Linked DNA regions of Homo sapiens: region 1 is linked to region 2. Evidence: read pairs that join two places in POLR2A ChIA-PET (ENCODE). Cell type or tissue: OCI-LY7. All regions are shown on one strand. Each heading gives the region's core, and the rest is flanking DNA. Links, peaks and the distances in the headings are about the cores only. Region 1 overlaps SEC24D (SEC24 homolog D, COPII component). Region 2 overlaps SYNPO2 (synaptopodin 2).

What was found. ChIA-PET counts read pairs that join two places held together with the same protein. Peaks named below come from ENCODE experiments on the same cell type or tissue, not always from the same donor. Only the 100,000 strongest peaks of a DNase experiment are listed, where the experiment ranks them.
Region 1: POLR2A ChIA-PET joins it to region 2 with 5 read pairs; 2 of 35 experiments call an interaction of 5 or more read pairs at or near these places.

Annotation. Positions count from the first base shown.
Region 1 is chr4:118,758,153-118,766,965 of GRCh38, forward strand. SEC24D (SEC24 homolog D, COPII component) reads right to left here. Exons shown (of 23, transcript NM_014822.4): 10 at 6,650-6,765. Among named protein-coding and RNA genes, the nearest start is that of SEC24D, 74 kb to the right of the region's middle. In OCI-LY7, for the core only: no CTCF peak of the experiment used is centred there; no DNase peak of the experiment used is centred there; H3K4me3 peaks cover 810 bases; H3K27ac peaks cover 884 bases.
Region 2 is chr4:118,921,603-118,934,858 of GRCh38, forward strand. All of the region lies in intron 1 of SYNPO2 (synaptopodin 2), which reads left to right. Among named protein-coding and RNA genes, the nearest start is that of SYNPO2, 39 kb to the left of the region's middle. In OCI-LY7, for the core only: no CTCF peak of the experiment used is centred there; no DNase peak of the experiment used is centred there.

The DNA.
Region 1 (8,813 bases), core at 3,321-5,820, 170 kb before region 2:
GTACAGAATCATGGCCAGACTTGCTTGTAACACTCTGCCTTACAGGTCGAAATATGTTTGGCACACTAAAAAATTATGCTAAAAAAGAATACATATAATAGTGTTTGTTTTTGAAACTGTAATAAAACTTCATTAACTTGGATGTCACTATTTTAGACTCTCTTCTTCTATCAACTCTTTCCATTTTAAAGATATGAAATTGTGTATGAAAATATAACTGTATACTTTTGAAAACTGTACTATATTTTTAAGTACTGACCTAGTTTTTTACATATTTGCGGTAACATAGAACGTCAGGCGTTTTCTTTATCTGTTTAAAATAATCACTGTGACATAAAGCAGCTGCTACGAACATGTTTTTTAGTTGTTGGTCCCTTTACTGGCTGGTGTTCAAACAGCTTTTAGGAAGTGATCCTTCAGTTGCATCTTACAAAATATTTAGAAAAGAGAGCCACAGGCAAACAACTTTAGTGACCTACATACGGAATAAAGAATTTAGACCAACTTAATTTTTAACTTCATAATAAATCACAAAAATTTTCTAAAATTGTATTTTAATTATTTTAAAATTAGATGACAATGTCTGTAAATTATCTTTCTGATTCATTCTATATCCACTACAAGGCTAGAGATAACTTTTTAAAATAAAATCCTTCATTTTAAATAAAAACAAATTATAGGACTTAAAAATCATCATCCTGAAAACTTCAAGCCTTTGCCAAAATCAGACCAACAAAGAAATGAAGGAATTCTGCTATGTGAATAATTTTTATTGCAAATCATTCCTGATTCACACCTACTTTAATTCACAGCATAGACTTGTGCTGATTTATAATGGATGAAAATAACAACCTTTCCATTAGTTAAATCAAAACCTCTTTGTGACAAACCCAAGTGTGCTGTACCATTCTTTTAATCTCTTCTATCAGCATTACCAATTCCTCATGGAATATTTTCCACATCTCCAATTTGCACATTTCTACAGAAATGCTTCACTATAACTGGTTTTTGAAATATTCAAAATTAATTCATCGTTCCTCTAAATCACATTCTCTTCCCATTTCTCTATATGGGAATAACGTCACTACATGCCAACTCAAGGCTTCAAAGTGTGAAATTAGATTTGGCTGTTCCTTTTCCTTCAATAACTGAGTCCCATTGTTTTCACTTTCAGAATGATTCTTTAACAATGTTTCGGCCCATCCCTACTCTTAACCATCTGAAAGCTTGTCATCTTGTGCCTAGATAACTGTCATGGCTTCATCATTAGCTTTCTTAATCTATTTCTCTACCCATTCAATCCAGCTGGCTTTGTCCAGCCAAGCTTAACATGTATGTACTCTATAAAATGCTGGTTTTCCATGCCACCTTACTACAACTGCTCTCTTAAAGGTCACTGAACCATCCAGATTGCAAAGTACAGTGACTTGAAATAAAAATCCAGCTCTTATCCTAGATCTCTTCTATCTCTTTGCAACTTCAGGCACACCAGACCACTTTGGCTCTCTTAGCTGCCAGGACACTGAAGCATCATTTCCTCTCCCAGTTCTCTAACTGTTGCTTCTGTTTTTCATTTTCTCATCTTTATCCAACTTCTCTCCTCCCACCCACGTCCATCACAGAAATCTCGTTCATTTGCTCAGTTTTAACCAGCACCTCTATATAGGCAACTCTTCAAATTCTTTCTCATCATGATTCCTTTTGAGCTCAAGACCAGCATTCCAATTAACTACAGCACACATCCACATAAAAGTTCTGCCAGCACCTTAGACTCAAAATTTTAGAGATTATGACAACATCTCTCCAACTATACTGGTCTTTCCTACAAGAAACTTATAAAAAAACACGATAAGCTAAAATAACCTGGGCTTGAAATCTCACTGTCTCCATGGACTTGTCCACCTCACTTAGCATCCACAACCAGTTAATTGTGAAGGCCCACGTGGCTCTTTTAGTTCCAGTAGCCAAATTTAGATCCTCAATTTCTCTCTTTTTCTATTATTTTTAATTGTGGCGAAGAAAACATAAAAATTGCCATCTTAACCATTTCAAGCGTACAGTTCAGTGGCATTAAGTGCACTCACAATGCTGTGCAACCATTACCACCATCCATCACAGAATGCTTTTCAGCTTGCAAAACTGAAACTGTACCCATTAAACAACCTCTGTTTCCTCTCTCCAGCACCTGGCAATCACCATCCCATGTTCTGTCTCTATGAATTTGACTATTCTACATACCTCATATAGAATCATTCCATATTTATCCTTTTTGTGGCTGGCTTATTTTACTTAGCATAACATCCTCAACATTCATCCATGTTGTAGCATGGGTCAGACTTTTCTTCCTTTTTGAGGCTGAATGATATTCCATTGTACGTATATACCACATTTTGCTTATCCATTCTTCTTCCATAGACACCTGGTTGCTTCCTCCTTTTGGCTATTGTGAATACTGCTGCTATGAACAAGGATATGCAAATATCTTTTTGAGACTCTGCTTTCAATTATTTTGGGTATATACCCAGAAGTGAAACTGCTAGGTCATATGGTAATTCAATTTTTTTTTTGTTTGTTTAAAGAAGTCTCACACTGTCACCTGGGCTGGAGTGCAGTGGTGCGATCTCGGCTCAGTGCAACCTCCAACTCCCGGGTTCAAGCGATTCTCCTGCCTCAGCATCCCAAGTAGCTGGGATTACAGGTGCCCACCACCAATGCCAGCTAATTTTTTTTTTTTATTTTTATTTTTAGTAGAGACGGGGTTTCACTATGTTGGCCAGGTTGGTCTCAAACTCCTGACCTCGTGATCTGCCCGCCTTGGCCTCCTGAAGTGCTGGGATTACAGGCATGAGCCACCGCACCTGGCCGGTAATTCTATTTTTAATTTTCGGGGGAATTATCGTACTACCCTCATTTTCTCATAGTTGGACAACTACATTAATTTCTAATGTTCCCTTGCCTCTAATCTCTCCTCTCATTATACAGACTGCTGTCAGAATAAACTGTCTGATGCTCAATACAGATCACAATGCTTCCTTCTCTGAGAACAGGAAATTTACTGAGTCCTCAGAGCCTAGCACAGAGCATGGCACCACAAACAGTGCTCATTAACTGTTGACTGAGTGAATGAATGCATGGATGAATGAATGGAACAACTCCACCTTCACCTTTAATTGTCCTCATGGCCTACTGAATTAAGGTAAGTTCTTCAATGGCCTGACATTCAAGACTTACCATGATACTCATTTAACAAACATGTATAAAAACCTAAGAAATCAAAGATACAATGCTGGACCCAGGGGAAAATAAAAAGATAGACTGCGTCTCAAAACAATGTCCCAGCTTTACTTCCCATTATTCCCAATACACATTCTCCCAACAATTTAAGTAGTTTACATTTCCAAAATATCTCCTGTCCAAAAGTCACAGACTAGTGGGCCTAAGCCAAGAATTTGGCTGGAAAAGTGTTTTGTTTGGCATAGTGTTTGAAAAAATATTTGAATTTGAATATGTTTTGAGGGAAGGGGGAATATACTCTCTAATTATCCTGGTCCATGTCACTTCATCTACAATGTCTGCCTAGCCCCTAAAGAAATCTGAGTAAATTGTCAATAAGTTTGTGAAACTATTTCTGCTCACTGTCCTAGTTGTCATGTCCAGGCTCATAATCTAATCAGCTCAAATGTCACTTCCTCTATGAAGCCTTCCCAATCCTGTTTTCTTACGGCACTATGATTGTTCTATTCTTACTGCATTTATCATATTTGAGTTTATATGAAAACTATAGACATTTCTTATCAGGTCTATACATTGTAAGTACCTTGAGAGCAGGTTTATTATCTTGCTAATTTTGTTATGCCTTACAGCACACAGACAAGTACCTTAGACATGTTAGGCATCTGGTAATGTCAAAGTGAATTAAAATTAAGTGAAGAAACTACATTTTTGTTCAGAAAAAAAAAAAAGCTGACTTGGATGGAGACTTCACATTTCAAGTACACTTTACATGCAGATATATTCCATAAACTTATTAATGATAAACTCTCAGTTATATGGCAAAGCTGAGGCCTTTTTTTTTCTGAGGGAACTCCAGGATGATTGTGTTAATACTTGCTCATGTATACACAGTGTACTGATTAGAGAATAGGGCTTCTGTGATCACACAGATACGGTTTTCAGTCTGGCTCTGTTACTTTCTGGATGTATGGCCTGAAGCTGGCACTTACGCGGTCTCTAAGCCTAAGTTTCCTCAAGTAATGATGGTACGCACCACATGGGTTCACCGTGAGGACTAAATGATACAATACATAGAAAGAATTTAGCCTACAGCTTGGCACATGGTAAATGTTCAATAATGTTAATTTTACCATCTAAAATCAACATTAAGATGAGCCAAGATGAATAGGAAAATGTGATTTTGTAATTCCTCTTTCCAAGTGCATGGTGTAAAAAATACATGTACAAATTAAATAAGCTTTTTCATTGTCTGAATAGCTAAGCCAACTCATTATTATACTTTATTTACATTTTAAATTATAATCAAATTTGAAGATGTTTACAGCATATTTATTATGAACTCTACTTGGAATAATAAAAGGAAGATTATGCTTACAAAAAGTTCTTCAAAATGTACAATTTTTATTTGGTTCCTTGCCTGGCTGGGTGAGATTTCCCATCAATTAGACTTCTGGAATATTTCCAGATAACAGAGTTTGAAGATACTAAGACTTTTGTTCCCAGAAACAGATTTGACTCTCTGCCTAAGTTACTACTAAAAAAGCATATAATCAAGATCATGTCACTTTTTTGGCAGAGAACTAGAAACTGAGAGCAGGGTTAGATTTATACTATGGTTGCAAAGATCGGCAAATAAATTTTCCATCATTAGTTACAATGGCTTTCTTACATTGAATTAAAACATTAAATGTTTGCATGTTGCCCAATGATTCTCCTTCAGTTAACAGCAGTTAGGAACAACTAAACTGTCCAAAAGTCACTGTATTTTAGGACATGCTTCTTGCCTAAAATAAAGCATTTGTACCAAAAATATTCCTAAATTTCCCTAAGTATGTTCAGATGTTGCAACATCTTAAACTAATAAAGCATCACATTTTCTTTAACAACTAGTTCTACGTAGTATATTGCAAAATAATCATATAAAGTAGTAAAATAAATGCAATAAGTTATGTTAATGGAAAAAATTTTAAGAGCCAGTCAACTGAAAAAAATTCTAGTTAGGAAAAATGTTCATTATCATCTACACTCAATACATGACTGCTCGCCTTGCAAACATCTATGAAAGAAATCTGTGGGTCAGAAGCTGTTTTCTGGGAATTGGGCATTAGTAGGCACTCATTTTTAGAAGAGAAAATAAGAAAATAAGTTAGAATGGCCCTGTTTCTTCAAGTCTACACATGGTGCTTCAGATATGCGCTGAAATCTGAATGATACGCAAGAAGATGTGATTTTCAAATCAGTGAAGAATTTTAAAGCCTTGCAAGGTATCCATAATGATGTCATTGTGACACTGGACAAGGGAAATGGCTAGTCCTGGGAATAGTAATACCCGCAAATTCATTGTTTTATTCATTCCACATACACTGATCAACTACCTATCCCATGGCAGATAGTGTGGTAAATGTCATAAAGATGACGAGGATATCAGAATCTAAGAAGACGGCAGACATATAAGAAGGTTTAAATTCCATGGGGATAAATGCTAAAATAGAGATATAGACCAAATTCCGTGAAAAAACAGAAGCTATAGTAAATAATTACCATGATAAAGACAGAGAAAGTTGCAAATGCATATACACAATTAAAATTTCAGCCAGGCATTACAGAATAGGGAGGGGTTTGCCAGTTGGGGTATGTAAGATGTGACAGGAGAATGGAAAGATACTCTGGTCAGATGAACATCTGGTATAAAGGCATGGAGTTGTCAAAGGGGCTGAGTTCAGAGTATGTGGTGAAAAGTTTTGTATAACTGAAGAGACAGCTGAGGTGATAGTTTGGGGGGCAATGCTTAATGGCCTTACAAAGAAAGCTAAATTTTTTTTAATTTAATTTTTTAGAAAAGAAATAACCAATAGAGGTTTATGAGAGGCAGTGAGTGTGGGGGCGTGTCTCATGGTGACATTATAGAGCAGGAAAATCAAAGGCCAGGATCTCAGCCTGCTGAGATAGACAGTGTAAGGGGGATTCTGAGAGTCCAAACCATCGTGGTAGCAACAGGAGGGAAGGGAGGTACAGAAACACGTCAATAGTCCTACTAACCATTTTGGTTGAGCTTTTCTCTTGGAAGGGAAGTTTTTCTGAGACTCTTTACAAAATAAGGGAGGCAGAGGCACTGTACGGAACTACTGCATTAAGAACCAGGTATATTCTGTCTGGCAAGGACATAAAAAATTATTGTTTTCTATTTCTGACACCACATTTCAGTTTTTAAAAATAATTCCTCCAGTAGATGGTTTGGCAGTTGAATCATGTTAACAACCTAGGAGATGGGATCTGTGTCTTAGGCATTTCTACCACTCCATGGTACCACCAAAATGCTTTGTTTGTGAATCAAGAGTCAGTTCTTTACATATGAAAGTTATTCACTTGAATTTAACATCAATGTATAAACACTTGAAGTTCTGGGAACACTTACTCTGCAATAATCCAAAGTGGCAACATATTCATAAGATCCTAGAGATAACTCTGGTTTCTCATAGTGGTCCAGTCTTCTTCCAATGTGGTCCAGATGTTGGAAATAGAATGGTGGAACTAATAAAAACAAAATAGGAAAGAAAATATTTTGTTTTCATAAACACAGACAATTTAGTAAGTTCTCAAAATTTATTATGAGAGGAAAGGAGTTAGTATCTGGAAAAATGTATTTTAAAGCTGGAATGTAGTATACCGTAAATACCTACTATTTTAAAAACATGTCTTGGAAAAGAGGAGGGTTCTTATTCTATAAGTTATTGATGACAAAGAACATTTATGATTTAGACCATCCTAGAGAAACAGGGTATAAAAGTATTGGTGTTTTTAAGTTGTCACAACCCAAATTCAATTGTCCCCATTTTATTACCTCTTTTAAAAAGAATTCTGACTTTTCTAACTATTTGAATTTTTAATATACCTAACAGAAATAAACATTCGTTATTTGAACTATACTATGAACTACAATATTTATTATGCTTTAATTAAGAGATGTCTTCACCCATGTGGAGTTTGCATGGTAATCTTTTAATGTTTGCGCTTAAGAGTGGAGAGGATTACTGTATTAGGGAAAGACTACACCACTAAGATCTCAGCTAAGGAACTTTAATTTGATTCAAATGTCTAAGAAGGTTAGTTCTGGCAAAGATCTGGAAGTCATCCAATAGCACAGGAACACTTATGAGTCACATACTGAGCACTTGGACAAATATGGCCTGGTATCTCTGTAAAAACGAACTCCTGTTGCCTTGAGATTAATAGGGCTGGCTACTAAACCACTGCCAATAAAAGTATTTAGAAAAACTACCAATGCTCTGGTTTTAAACTTTTTGTAAAGAACAACATTGCCATTTGTAAAAACCATACAAATAATGCTTCTTGTTTTTAAGCCAACAATTTGGCATTATTTATTGTTAGCTGTGAAACTGACATAAGAATAACAAGACTGTTTTCTGAGGTTGTTCTTTTTTTAAAAAAAAAACCCACTGAGGCTTGATTGTTCTACGTTGTTACTGTATCATGGCCATTTCTTTTAAAGTAAATTTTATAAGGTTCTTATGCACATATGGATCTCTGAATTTGGAAGATTCAACTTCTTGAAAAGATTACATAAGTAGCAACTGACAGGCTCAGCTGAGGTAAGTAAACTTTGAGGGTCTTAAATTGCTATTTTGTTACATTTAGATGAGATGGAGGATGCTGCCTCGGCTATCTTAGAATGCATAGTACAGTAGTTTCCACATAGTATAACATACAATTCATTCACATCTACACACAGAAATGTAATATGTGAAATGTTTTCCCTTTAAATTTTATTTTATATTCATTAGCATTTAATATTGTCTATCATCTTTTGTAAGCCAACATTCAACTCATACCATAAATCATGTACTACCCTTTGGCCCCTGTCTTCCTGCATGTCTCTGACCACACATACTCCCCACTGGACAATCTCTGGACACTTTGCAAGGAAATAAGAGTGGAATCACTAAAGCAAGCCTGCTGGGTTCTTTCTAACTCCAACAAACCTCTGTCTTTGTTAAACCTAAAAGAAGACAGGTGTCAGCATACATCTATGGGAGTCTGGCTTCCTTGTAGGGACACATATTTAAGCCTAGTGTGAATAATTCTATTGGAAAATAAACATGGCAGCTTCCTAGGAATGGATACCTGAGGGAACATAATCTGCTGTGTTGAGACACAAGAATTCTGAGTCGTTTTTCTCTTCCTGGAAGTGGCTGGGCCTTTTAAGGCCCTGAGCCGACACTTTGGGTAGGAGGCCAAAGAGTCACAGCAAACTGAAGATCCTTGCTGCTCTTCATGGTGGGTATGATTTTGGTCACCTTTCTAAGAAAGCTGGGGGCTTGGGTGAAGACATCTGAGGAGCTGGTGGGCTCGCTGGAGGACTTTGTCCAAATGCTTTGGGAGAAGCCTCTGTCCCTTCTCAGGATTTTTTCCTCTAAAACTAAAGCACAGAGAAATGAATTGTCACAGGGTTCCTGAAATCCAGGTCCCAAGACTGAATGATAGCCATGAATTTGGTTGCAGATTTCATTCAGGTTGAGAGAGGAAACAAGATCTTCCTTAGAAAGAGAAGTGAGGGTAGA
Region 2 (13,256 bases), core at 6,252-8,751:
ATTAAAAAACCCTTCGATGCTTCCCCACTCCCTCCATAGCAAAGCCAAAGCTCTTTAATTTGGAAAAATAGATCCTTTATTAATTATGTCTTGTCTAATTCTCTGCCTTATCTTTCTATTGCCACTTAAGCTTTAAATTCCTACAACATCAAATTGCTTACAGTTACTTTTCATATGCACACACACACACACACACACACATACTCTTTTTTGACATCTTGTTTTCATTCTTGCTTCTCCCTCAATATGCAGTCCTCTCCCTCTTCCACTTGATTAACTTTTGTCACCTCTCCAGATAGCCAGTCTTGGCCCTAAATTAATTACCTCATCTCAGTGTTTTTATAATACTCTGTGCATATCTTTGTCACTTAACACATTGTTTCACAATTATCTTTTTATAGGACTGTTTTCCTCATTACTGGGAGTGCCTTGAGGGTTGGGACTGTATCCTGTTCATCTTTATATCCTTAGTGACTAGCATGGGCTTATAAATGGTTAAATAAATGAGGAGGGAGTGAATGTCCAAGGCAAGCTTGCATAAAAAATGCCTCCTTGTACTTGAGTGTAATTTTTTAGCCATTGAGTAATTCCAGTGAACCATGTGTAGATTTGTTACTCTGGAGTTGTTTCTGTTACCCTTTTTAATTATCGATTCGAATCAGGTGTTGTCTAAAGTAGATGTACGTCTGCATGATAGGGTTATTTCTTTCCCTGAAGAAATCCTTCAGGTTTACAGAAAGAAAAAAGTTGGCTTTCTGTAATATAAGAATATATATTATAAAAATATAAGCCATACAGGTAGATGATTCCTTTTGGAAGTAAAATGTATTTGTGGTGCTCCTTACTTTATCCTTCTAAATAATTCCCTGAGGAAACTCTAATAGTTTACTTACTAGCTTGATGGTGTAGTCAAACAGGTTTTGCTCTCCACTCTTTTTTTTTTGAACCCTCTTTTCTACCTGCATATTCACAGGATGTAGATATTTGCTACTTATATATTCTACTGGAACCTACATGTTTATAAAAAGGGACACATATCATCTTTGTTCATGTAACCAAAGAGGGTTAAGGTAACAGCCTTTTTTTTTTTTTAGAAGATCAACTGGCATTTTCTGATTTCTGTTAGTTGTGAATATAAGGCTTTTATTATAATGGGATAGAGAGACTTAGTGTTGTCTTAAATTTTAAACTCCAGGGAGAAGTGTCTGGTATTTTTCACATTACGTTTAGAGATCCCAGACAGATATTCGGCTCCAGTCTGTTAAAAAATAAAATCTTTTTATTAGAGTATCATCCATATAGTATAGTTTAGCCATATTTGGACTAGCTGGACTTATCTATAAATATATCTTTAGTTATACATCTGTACTTATAGGACAAAGTAAATCTTTAAAATAAGATAATGAATTCCATGGATATCTATTAAAGGAACTGTGGTTTCTTGCATATATTTTGGAAAACAAAATATTCTCTGCCATACACACAACACGATGGCAGCTTCAGAAAATTGGCGTTTCCTGGCAGAGTCATGGAATCAACCTAAATGCCCATCAACAGTAGATTGGAAAAAGAAAATGTGGTACATATACACCATGGAATACCGTGTAGCCATAAAAAAGAACAAGATCATGACCTTTTCAGCCACATGGATGGAGCTGGAAGCCATAATCCTAAGCAAACTCATGCAGGAACAGAAAACCAAATATCATATGTTCCCACTTATAAGTGGGAGCTAAACATTGAGTACACATGAACACAAAGAAGGAAACAACAGACACCAGGGCCTATTTGAGGATGGATTGGGGAGGAGAGAGAGAATCAAAAAACTACCTACCAGGTACTGTGCTTATTACCTGGGCGATGATATAATCTGTACACCAAACCTCCATGACATGCAATTTACCTATATAACAAACCTGCACATGTACACCTGAACCCAAAATAAGTTAAAAAATAATAATAGAAAATTGGTGTTTCTGCCATATTGCACAAGTAACATACAATTTAAGAACCCAAATATTGAACTTTGAGTTTGCTTCCTAGTTTGAAATACAAACAAGATATTAGCTGACCTGTAGCATCTCTTCTAGAATGTAGATCCTGGCTGTTGAGTCCAGCTGAGAAAATGCCTGCAGAATACAGATCTACTTAGGAGAGATATTGGCTCTTAACATTCTGTAGCCTTTGTGCTACCCCTATATTGAAACTCCTTCTCAGCTTCCAGAACCACTCTTATGGAAAAATTCTTGCACGAGGAAAGGACAGACATTTCAATAGACTGCACTCAAAAAAAAAAAAAAAAAACCTGAGTTCATGTGGCAACATGTTTTTTAAGAAAGTCTTGAATGAATTGTTATTCTAAGTTTCAATTAATGATGATCTCAGCTGGAATAATTTGCACTTTTATGTAATTTGTGTTTCAATACATATGTAGTTGACGGGAGCTGTCTAGATACATCAGATTTACACATCTGTCAGTAAATCAAAGATTTAAATGTGAAAGGCAGTACCCAAGTGCTCCGTGTGGGTGTATAGCATTCCCCAGCAGATTAAAGACCAGCAAGTCAATACAAAGTTACAGACATATCAAAAAGCAATCTCTTATGTTACAGGTATATCCTTATTCCAGGACTGTACATGTCTGCAGAAATCCTTTGCCCATTTTTCCTGAACGTGGGAATCTACAATTGGCCGGAAAGGGTCAAATGTTAACAGTATATTTTAAATGCAAAATACAGAAACTTTTAATTTGGTGTTGGCCATTGCCTTTTAGTTGTTATCATTAGAGATGAACAGAATTATGAGCATTCTGAGTAACAATGTGGCCCTTAAGAGGGTGGAAATATTTCCCCAAACATGCATTCTGTACATCGGCAACACAGAAGTTACTAGGGGACTCAGAGCAAAGAAGCCCGAGCCCTTGGTCAGTGTGGCTGGATGGTCATGGATGCTGGCATTTCCTCTCCTACCTCTGCCCACATATACCCATCTTTTCAGACACTTGACAGGCACTTGGCCTTTGGCCCTATCCTGAGATATATGGCACACTTCCTATGTGGACGTGCTAGAGGGCTGTAGAATCTCCAAAATGATATGGAGAAATTTTCTTTCCAATTGTCTTCTCTGACCAGGCAAAGCTCAGTATTTGGAAATTGGACAATCTATCCTGCTGGTATATCTGCTGTTTTAAAGGAAGATTTTTCTTTAGGCCACTCTATAGGCAATGAAGCAACTCCTCTTTAATTCTATTTCTGTCAGTCTCTCAGTTGCAAAAGCCCAAATAGTGTGCATTTGAGTTGAATAGCTAACATACTACTGGTTTATAGAAAATTATTCTGCACATTTTTGCCCTAGGCACGTAAAGTCTATCACATCACCTCCATGGCTGCAGTACTGCAACCACTAAATTCTTGGAGTGAAGGATAGGCTTGTTTTCCTTGCATGGGATGTGCACAGAAATGCACCATTAATTTCACTGTGGGGCAAGATGTAGCACTTTGCTAGAATCTGTGTTTACAGTTTAATTATTTTGGTGGAGTGCACCGAAGTTTTAAGAATGTGATCATTTCAGTGCCATGGTTATTCAAAAAAATGTGTTTTAGGGAGACATGAGGATGGCACATATCCCTAACATAAGAGAACCCAAGAAAATATAATTTTATTACCTGGACTGACTGACATGTGAAGCCCTTCAGATGTGATTTGCTACCTAGGCTCACCAGCCAGTAATATGCCAGTTTTAAACCAGATGACTGTTGGCCTCAAAAGCCCAGCTGACTTGGAAGTAACACCTTGTCATTTTTTTTTTCTACCTCCAAATCCCACTCCAGTGGCATGTTTTTCTAGTCATAGTTTATTATCGTCACCTATGTCTCAGGCTGTCCACCTTAGTACAAGCCCCAGGTCTGCAGAGCTTGTGATCTTTGTCATTGTTTCCCCCTTGTCCTTCAAGACTGGTCTGTAAGGACAGAGGCCTAGATATCTTGAGCTCTGCAGCTTTTCCAGAACAACATTCATTACCTTTAGACTTATTAAAATCTAATCCTAATAGGGTTCCTGAAGTAGTTGTATTCAATTATTAAAATCAGCGGGTCAGTTTAATTCTGTCCCCAGTATATTTTTAAGAAAAGGAAATGGGAACTATTTTAAGGATAAACAAGTGATGTATGCCTTCCTGCACAAACTTATGGGTGGGGTGTGTAATTATAATTCTGCTCGGTGAGTTTGGATAACAATTACAGTATAGAGTTGGTGCTCTGAAATCTCAGTGTGACAATTCCCCAACCTTGACATTTCAGAAATTTCCAGATATTTAAAATAAACGTCTAAGAAGTACCATGATTTTTGCTAGGTACTGGGCAAACAAAGATAAATTAGACATGGATCCTGCCTCCAAAATGTGCACAGTAGTCGGTGGGAGGGCAGTAGATTATCCACCAGGCAGATGAGTAGGAGAAATATGGTTGCAGGAGATGGAGCATGCCAATTTGCAGTGACAAAGGTGTAGCATGGAGTGTTTGCAGAAATGTAAGCACTTCCATGTGAATGGAGAACGCAACTGGGGATTATAGGAGGTGTGCTAGAGAGGCAGGCAGAGGCCAGATTAGGTAGGCTATTGCAAGCAATGATACAACTCTTCCTCCTGTGAGTAGGTGATAGGGAACTATTCAAAGCATTAGCAAAAATGAATTTTTTTCACATAATTCTTGAGTCCTGGTGAGAGAGGAAAAATACTTTTTATATATGTATGGAGCTGCTGGGAAGCTATTTCAACAGTGGAATATAAAGATGTGAATTATGACAGCTGGAGTGGGCTGAGGTAAATAGGACATTGTTAAGAAATGTTTAGGTAATGCAGTAGAAAGGTTTTGATGATCAGTTAGAGGTAAGAAAAAGAATAATAAAGGTGATTAAATATTCTTTCTGCCATGGTTAAATGGTAATGGCACATAATTAAAAGGTAATATATTGCACTTCCTGGAGTTGTATGGTGCAAATCTATACAAAAACACACAGCAACCCTGAGAGCTGGGTTGCAGTTTGGTCTCTGAACTTTTTATCAGTTAAAGCAAAGAAAAGAATATGATCAGTTAAAAGAGGCACCTTGTTAAATGGTGTAATGAAACAAAAACTGAAAATGCTGTAAGTTATAAAATGTAATAAATGTAGATGATGATTATTATAGTCAAATAGGCTTTTCTCTAGAGGAGCAGGGTGCTGTTGTCCAGCTCCCTTAAGTCTGTCAAATCCCCACAGTACACGAGCAGATTCCCTTCTTCCAGACCTTTCATCCACAGGGAATGAGAATGCTTCTACTCTATGCGGGATGCCACTTGGTTAACGGGATACTGAAGCAGCATTGATTTACCCTCTATTGGTCCCTGCGTAGGGCACCCCTGCTCATCAATTGAAATCTATTTCTTAGAGGCAAACTCAGGGAGACACTGAGCTGTCCTCCTGTATCACCTTCACTCTTCTTCTGGAGTCTTCTCCCTCTCCTTTTTTCTTTTCAAGCAACACCCAAAACTTTCATGCAAGTTAACTGTCTTGGTCTGTCTTGCTAGTTTGCCCAACATGCACAGCTTTGCCTGGATCCTAGCAGGTTCTGGGCAGAGAGGCAAGATGAAATTTCTGCCATGGATATTTTCTGCATTAAAAAAATCCATAATTTGACATTATTCAGGTATTCACTCTTCATTTCTTTCATTGACTGTAGCTGCTGAATTCTCTTTATTTTTTATTATTGATAAGACATAATGTTAGGATCAAAAAGGGCCCTAAAGATGACCTTGACCAGTCCTGTACTTTGACAGATGAGGAAACTGAGGCCTAGAAAAGTAAAGTGAATCATTAAAGGCTATACAACTGGGTGGTATCTGAACCGAGTCTAAAGCGCAAGTCCTCTGACTCTCAGAAAAGTCTTTCTTCCATTACCATGCTGTTTCCCAGGGCTTTCTTGAAATTTCATGTAAGAAAGAGAGAGAAAGAGGTATGTGCTTGAGTTTCAAAACTTTGGAGAGTGTTGAATATTTAATGTCCTGACTACAGAGTTTGCAAATGCTGTGCTGCTACCTAGTAATTGTTATTAAACAATGAGATAGATAGATAGATAGATAGATAGATAGATAGATAGATAGATAGATAGATGATAGATAGATATATAGATAGATAGATGATAGATAGATAGATAGATAGATAGATAGATATCATTTGAATTTTTATAAAATTTACCTGTGCTATCAACTTTGGAAAAATGCATTCTGCCTGTATGTGTTGTACTGGCATTATACAGAAATTGGTCAGGAAACTGTGTTGATCTACACAGATTAAACTTTGCCTTTATAATGGAAATGTATTAAATATGTACATTTGTGAATACTTCTTGAACTCCATCCTGGGAGGAGGAGGTTGTCTGCAGGGTACTCAGGATCTGCAGAGGCCAGGCTGCTTGGCTCCCATCACAGGAGGTTTGCTAGGCAACCCAGAAGGAGCTTTCAAACAAGCCTAGATATTCCTGCCTGGCCTGCTGCCATTCTCCAAGAAGGCAAGTAGGCACAATAAATTAGAACTGGACGGTAACAGTTCACATGTTGCCCTTTAAGAAGTGTTGATATTTTATGGCAAGAGGTTTGTTTGTACAGAACTAATCAGTCCATGTAGGGGTTTATTAGCTAATTGGTCAGAATCAAAACTTATAAAAAGCATTTGGAAAACAGTCATCTGTGATTACACTGAAGGAAAAAACCCTTAGATGAAGTCAGAAATGTTGATCCTTGAGAAAGCTTGCCAACCTGCATATAAATTTGTGTGGGAAGAAATAAATTTAAAATAAGTCCTTCTATACTAAACTTTAAAACTTCTCCATGCAAGGAAAAAAAAAACCAGATGGCATAGGTTTTATGAGGTCATAACTAGTACTTTGAGACTTGAAATTCCAGACCAGTTCCAGTGGCACCCACATATTTGCAGTAACATTTATGTAGAAAGATTAGACATTACCGAAAGTCTCAGGCCATCCCCATGCAGATACAAAAAGATGCTTTTTCTTTAACCCTCTTTTATTTACTCCTTTATTTTATAAATGCCTGGTGAAGGAGGTTAGCCTGTTTATTAGAGTGAATCAAAATGGTTAAACCTAGTTATCTTGGGATACTGTGAGACAAAGTTTGATTATGTTGTATTTTTGTATTTGTATACTGATATATAAATACCTATGTGGTAAGATGTAAAGCAGCTTCAGAAGCCTTGGGTAATAAATTGTTTCTTGTTCATGAACTAAGCCACAATCCACAGCCATGTACTTTTTGTCCCATACTTGCTTGATTGTAGTACTTATAATCTTGTGATAGACACACTTGTTTAATTAACAGTTTTCCATAGAAGTTTGTGAGCTCTGTGAGGAAGGAACTGTGTCTATTTAATTCACTGTTTCTTTGCCAGCATTTAGGAAAGTACCTGGTCCTTGGCCACATAAAGAAAAAAAAAAGAAAAAGGAAGGAAGATGTATAGAAAGAGATAAAGGAAAAGTAGGAAGGATGGAGGAAAGAAAGGTAAATGGGAAAAAGGAAAGGATGGAGGGAAAGAGAGAAAGGAAGAGGAGAAAGAAGAGGAAGTGGAAGAGCAGAAGCAAATAATAATCATAGTAATAAAGCCAGTTTAGTGGCTACTTTTTATTTGCCATAAAAATAAGGAACTGGCCAATTCTTTGGATCTTTTCAAATGGAATGTTTCTAAGTTTGCATGAGTAACTGAGTTGTATGTATCTCTAAATTTATATCAACATAAAGAATTCTGAGTATCCTATAAGAAAATCATATAGCCTCTCAAAGTTTTAAAACCATAAGGCTTCTAATCTCATTTTGACTATTTATTTAGAAAAAAATAAAAAAAATTTTGCTACATTTTCCTAAGTAAAGTGAAGAGCTGTCTTTTAGTTTTTAATAGAAGAACTTGTACTTCATTTATTCTTCAATGGAATCCCGCCCCTCACTTTAGCCAAATGATTTCTCCAAATCCTCATTTTTTTTTGTTGTACAAATAGAGTCGCTCAATTATCTCCCAAGGCTCTACAAAATCGAAATAACTTTTTCCTAAGCTAATTATTGTGGAAAGTTCCAAAAAGTACATGTGTACATTTTCTAATAAAAATATACAGTGATTATCATAGATCGATTGGTCTGGTTTAAGTCAAATTCCATTAATCAAAACCTTCAATCAACGGATTTATCGTGGATGCATACATTTGGTTTCTAATTTATTTATTGTCTACATTCTGCTTTTAGAAGAAAAGGGAAAAGGACCAATAAGCAGGTGGTTAGTATTAATTTAGTAAATAGAAACTACATCTTCAATAGTATATTGTTGGAATAGATGGTTATAATGATAAACGTCTTTAAATTAATGTTCATAATAATGGCCAGATAGAACTCTAAGAATTTGCAGATAATCTGCTGTTTAAATAACATTGTATTAGGTACTCAAGCAGAGATAATATAGATGTGCCATATATGTTAGCAATAATGAAACTTCTGAGCATTTATTATGTGCCAGGTATAATGCTAATGCTTTATCTACACTTGCCTCATTTAATCCTCACAAAAGTCCTATGAGAATTGTTTTTCCATTTTACAGACCTAGAAGCTAAGAGAGAAATAAAGTAACTTGTAAAAGATCACACAGTTAGAATTTTAACATAAATTTGATTCTGACTTTTTGTCAGTTGTTCTAGTTATCATATTTTAGTACTTTTTATCATCTCCTTCATTGCTTCCTTCCCACCCTTACTTAAACTGTGTGGTGCATACTTCTGTATAGCATTTGCATATTGTATGGGAATAATTTGCAGCTTAAAAAAACTTTGCCTTTTTTATGAGAACACAAGCTCTTTGAAGTCATGGTACAGGGTTTTTCCTATTTGCAGCAAAGGGCCTAGGGCAGTGCCTGTAATCTAGCAGAATTCAGCGAATGTTTGTGGAATAAATGAGGGGTTCTATCTGGGTGTATTGCCTCCATTAGATTACAAATAGCATATGCTGGGTGAGGTGGCTCATGCCTGTAATCCCAGCACTTTGGGAGCCCAAAGTGGAAGGATTGCTTGAGCCCAGGAGTTCAAGACCAGCCTGGGGAACATAGGAAGACCCCATATCTACAAAAAAAAAAAAAAAAAAATTAGCCAGGCATTGTGGCACAGCTGTAGCCCCAGCTACTTGGGAAGCTGAGGTGGGTGGATCACTTGAGCCCGGAAGGTTGAGGCTGCAGTGAGCCATGTTAGTGGCACTGCACTCCAGCCTGGGCATCACAACACTACCTTGCCTCAAAAAAAAAAAAAAAAAAAATGGTAAGTATCTTGAGGAGAGGGAAATATCTCACTTGTGAATTCTTTACCCACAGGGATGACTCAGATTAAGATTTATTGAATTGAATTAAGGATTTAAATGAGTGCTATACAATAAACATTATATTGTTATATTTATTATGTTAACTGAGATGTGAAAATACTATCATATCTTAGATACATGTTCAATAAAGATAGATAAAATACCTTACAGGACTTTTCAATGAAAAAAGAATACAGTTTGTTGGATTCTCACAATAAACCTCAGAAATTAAGGATTCATAAGTAAAAAAAAAAATTCAGGATTGAGGGGTCTATGACTTGTCCACATTCACAGAGCTATAAGTAGGAGAGCTGGGATGAGAACCTAGGTCTCTGACTATTAGTTTGGGTGCTTGCTATGATATTTAAACTATTATACTACTGACATTTCAATTTGTGAAAACAATTCCCCAAATATCTAGAGTTATTATGCTATTATTGTTTTTAATATTTACTGAAAATTACAAATTGATAGGTTCTTTTGTGAAAAAATTTATACAATATAGCCATGATGTGCTCCCAAGGAGCTTTACTCCTCCAGGAAATGCAGGGAAAACCAATCCTGTGTTGAAATAAATCCATAGCACTCCTTTTCTTTATAATCTAAACTCTATAAAGAACTTATCTCTGCTGTATAGATCAGGAATACCCTGGAGTAAGCGAGGCATAGAAAATTATGTAAGCAAATCAGTGGGATCCCAGATTCTCAGAAACCAGCTCCACACCCAATCCATTACTACCGACCTGTATACAATTAATCTCTTTCCATTCCTTTGGCTAAATTGAATCAAGAGCTCTTTGGTTGGGATTGCCAATAAATGCCTCAGGCTTTTATGGAATGCCTAGTATAGGGACTGCCTTACACATAATAAAAAAATCAGTAAATGTTTGTCTATTTCCTGGGTGAAAACTCCTTACTACGTCAGTCAGTAATTTGAATTTGGTGAGTTACAGTTTTTGTTCTGAATACCGTCACTGCTTCAAATTTCTACTTGTTTTAAACTCTGTTCATATTACTCATTTTGCAAGCTGTGAATCTAGCATAATGAAGTATAGGCAGTGTGCCTGCTGCTATAAGTAAGCCATTGGATTTTGTGGTCATCCACATACTTGTCATCTTTTCTCTCAGAAGGCATCTTTTTTTCTGACTGAAATAGGATCATTTCCAAGCAGTCTTCTATTCATATATTTCTTACTATTTATAAGAATTTTCACTTTGAGGATCCCAGGATGTTCAAAAATAGATGAGAGCATTTTCTTTGGCCTACCTGTATTCTGAGATAGAGGCACCACTGACCCCACAAGAAGTAAGGCACCATTTAAGGTGGAATTCAAAAGAAGATACCAGGTTAGAAAAATAAGTCCTCCGAAAAGCTTCCCATCCTTTCCTTCAGAGTTACAGCAGAGTTTTGAGCTTGTAAACTTGTTTGCATCTGACATGTTATTGTTAATAAAATATTTTATCCTATGAAAGTAAGCATCTTGAAATAATTTATCTTCTGCTGGTTATAAACTTAAATTACTTAGACTGGTTCTGATTTACATTGGCCAACAAATACCTAGATTTAATATTTTGTAGATAATCGATTTTTTTATCCTGGTTAAACAAGAGGCCTTCATAGAAACTGAGCACAGACTAAATTTATGGTTCACGTTCGGCAGAAAATGGTTTTCTCTACGTCAATATTAAGTTGAAACATAAGAACACCTGTGTAAGAATTTGTTTTCTGTAATTTCAAACTGATAACCTTAAATAACCATTGTTAATAAAACTGATAGAAAAGTGGTCGATAGTTCATTGGGATCGTTGTATTGAAACAAGAACCTGTCTTTGTGGAGTGTCCCTTACAAATCTTCCAAGGACTATGTGTGGTCCCTACAACAAAATTTCTCACTTCTCTGTAGCTGTATGAATCTTGCCCATGAATAGCAATGCTGCGAGGAAACATGAACTGTAACATGCTCCACCCTGAAAATTCACAATTTTATTTTAATACCAGAACTTGCTAAAAATCCATTTTTCTAGGAGGAGCACTAAGAAAAAGGCCATAAAAATAAATAATGTTCAAGGAGGAAAGACAAGTGAAAATATTTTATGTCAATGATGAAAAAGGAAATAAGTTCGGGGTTTTCTTAAATTATTTGAATTCAGTTCAAAGGAAAGCCTTAAGTTTCCTTTACAAATATGCTGGCAAAGTAATATTTATTATAGGTTTCCGAAGTTGGACTATATCAAGTTCAATAAGGAACAAGGTAGAACTTTAAGTCATGTTATTTAGGGTAGTGCATCCTGGAATTTTTATTGCAGTGCCATATGTAGGAAATGAAAATATTTCTACAGCATTTTGGGCAAACAGGCAAGGCTGCTCCTGACCAGAGGCTACTGATGTGGGGTCTTAGTCTGCCTCTGGCCCTGGCCAGATGCCCTGAGGACTGAGGGAAAACATCAATACCTTCAGCATATCAATTGGCCACAAGTCAGCAGCCAGGAAAGTTCTATCCTGGAGGCAAGGTTGATATTACTATTTAGCCTCAGTATATGTTTGTAGTTTTCACTTTTTATTTTTAATCACATATAAACATAGATAAGTAAGGATGATAACTTTTGAATCCAGCTAAGGATGACTTATTAATATGTGTCAAAACCCAAATTCTATAGAACCAAGGTTAAGGAGGATTGAAAAACAACATACAGAATAGTTTATGGGTCTTATAGTTCTAGTGTTGAGAAGTTACCAAAACCTTAATCAAATCAAGAAATTATTTAAGCAGTTAATATAATCTGTTCACGAGGTCATTAACACTGTAGGATTTCTAGATTGGTCATAGCTGCTTTTTGCTGTTGTTGTTGTTTTTTTTTTTTTTTTTGGACAGTAACCTTGCAAGGAGAAAAAAAGGATTGAGTTTATACATGTAGGATGAAAAGTTTCTATAAAACTGCTTTAGATCTTTAAATTCTTATTAATTTTTCAGTTGCAATGCTAGTTAACATGGTTTATTCTGAAAGAGATACTGATGGTTATAGAGACCAGTTTTTTGGATAAACTAGGATTTACGTGATTCAGAGATCAGTTTTAGCGAGATCTCTTGATTGCTGTGTAGACCCTTGTATGCAGACTGCAGTTGGTCTCTTTTCACTTTCTGAGAATGGGATACTACTTTACACATAATTGGATAAGAATCAGGAATAATTTATTTGCATGTGTGAAAAATACACTTAAACAGCTTAAATCAAAAGGAGACTCCACTGACCCGTGTAATCGAAAAGTCCATTGGGACACCTGGCTTCGAAAAGGCTGGATCTACTAGTCTCGTGATGTGATCAGGTCCAGGTCTTTCTCTCTTCAATTCTTTGCTTGGTTTCCTTGTTGCTGACTTCATTCTAGGCAAGATCTCTCCTGTGGTTCTAAGATGACTACCAGTTACTGTAGAGACTACATACTTCTCAATGCATAACTCATGGGAAGAAAGCATATTAGTCCCAGAATTCTCAAGACATCAGAACTGGATTAAATTACATGCTCACCCCAACCCAATCACTGTAGCCAGAGAAATGAAATGCACCAAATACTTAGCCTAGCTTCAAACCCCTTCCCACCACTCCACAATGCAATGCCAGTGAACTACACAAGTCATCAAATGGAAATTTATGGCTTTTAGAGTGGTGAGAATGGATACTGGAGACATAATCAACTCTACAATGGAATCTTAGAAATAGAATGAGACTTTAGAATCTTCAGCCAAATGCTTACTGACTGATCAAACTTTATAAAACATTAAGCAAAAATGGTCATTTAGTCTCTGAAGATACCACTCATGCCAATGAACCAGCTACTACCTTCTGAGACTGTTTGATTTTTGAACTGTTCAGTTTGGCAAA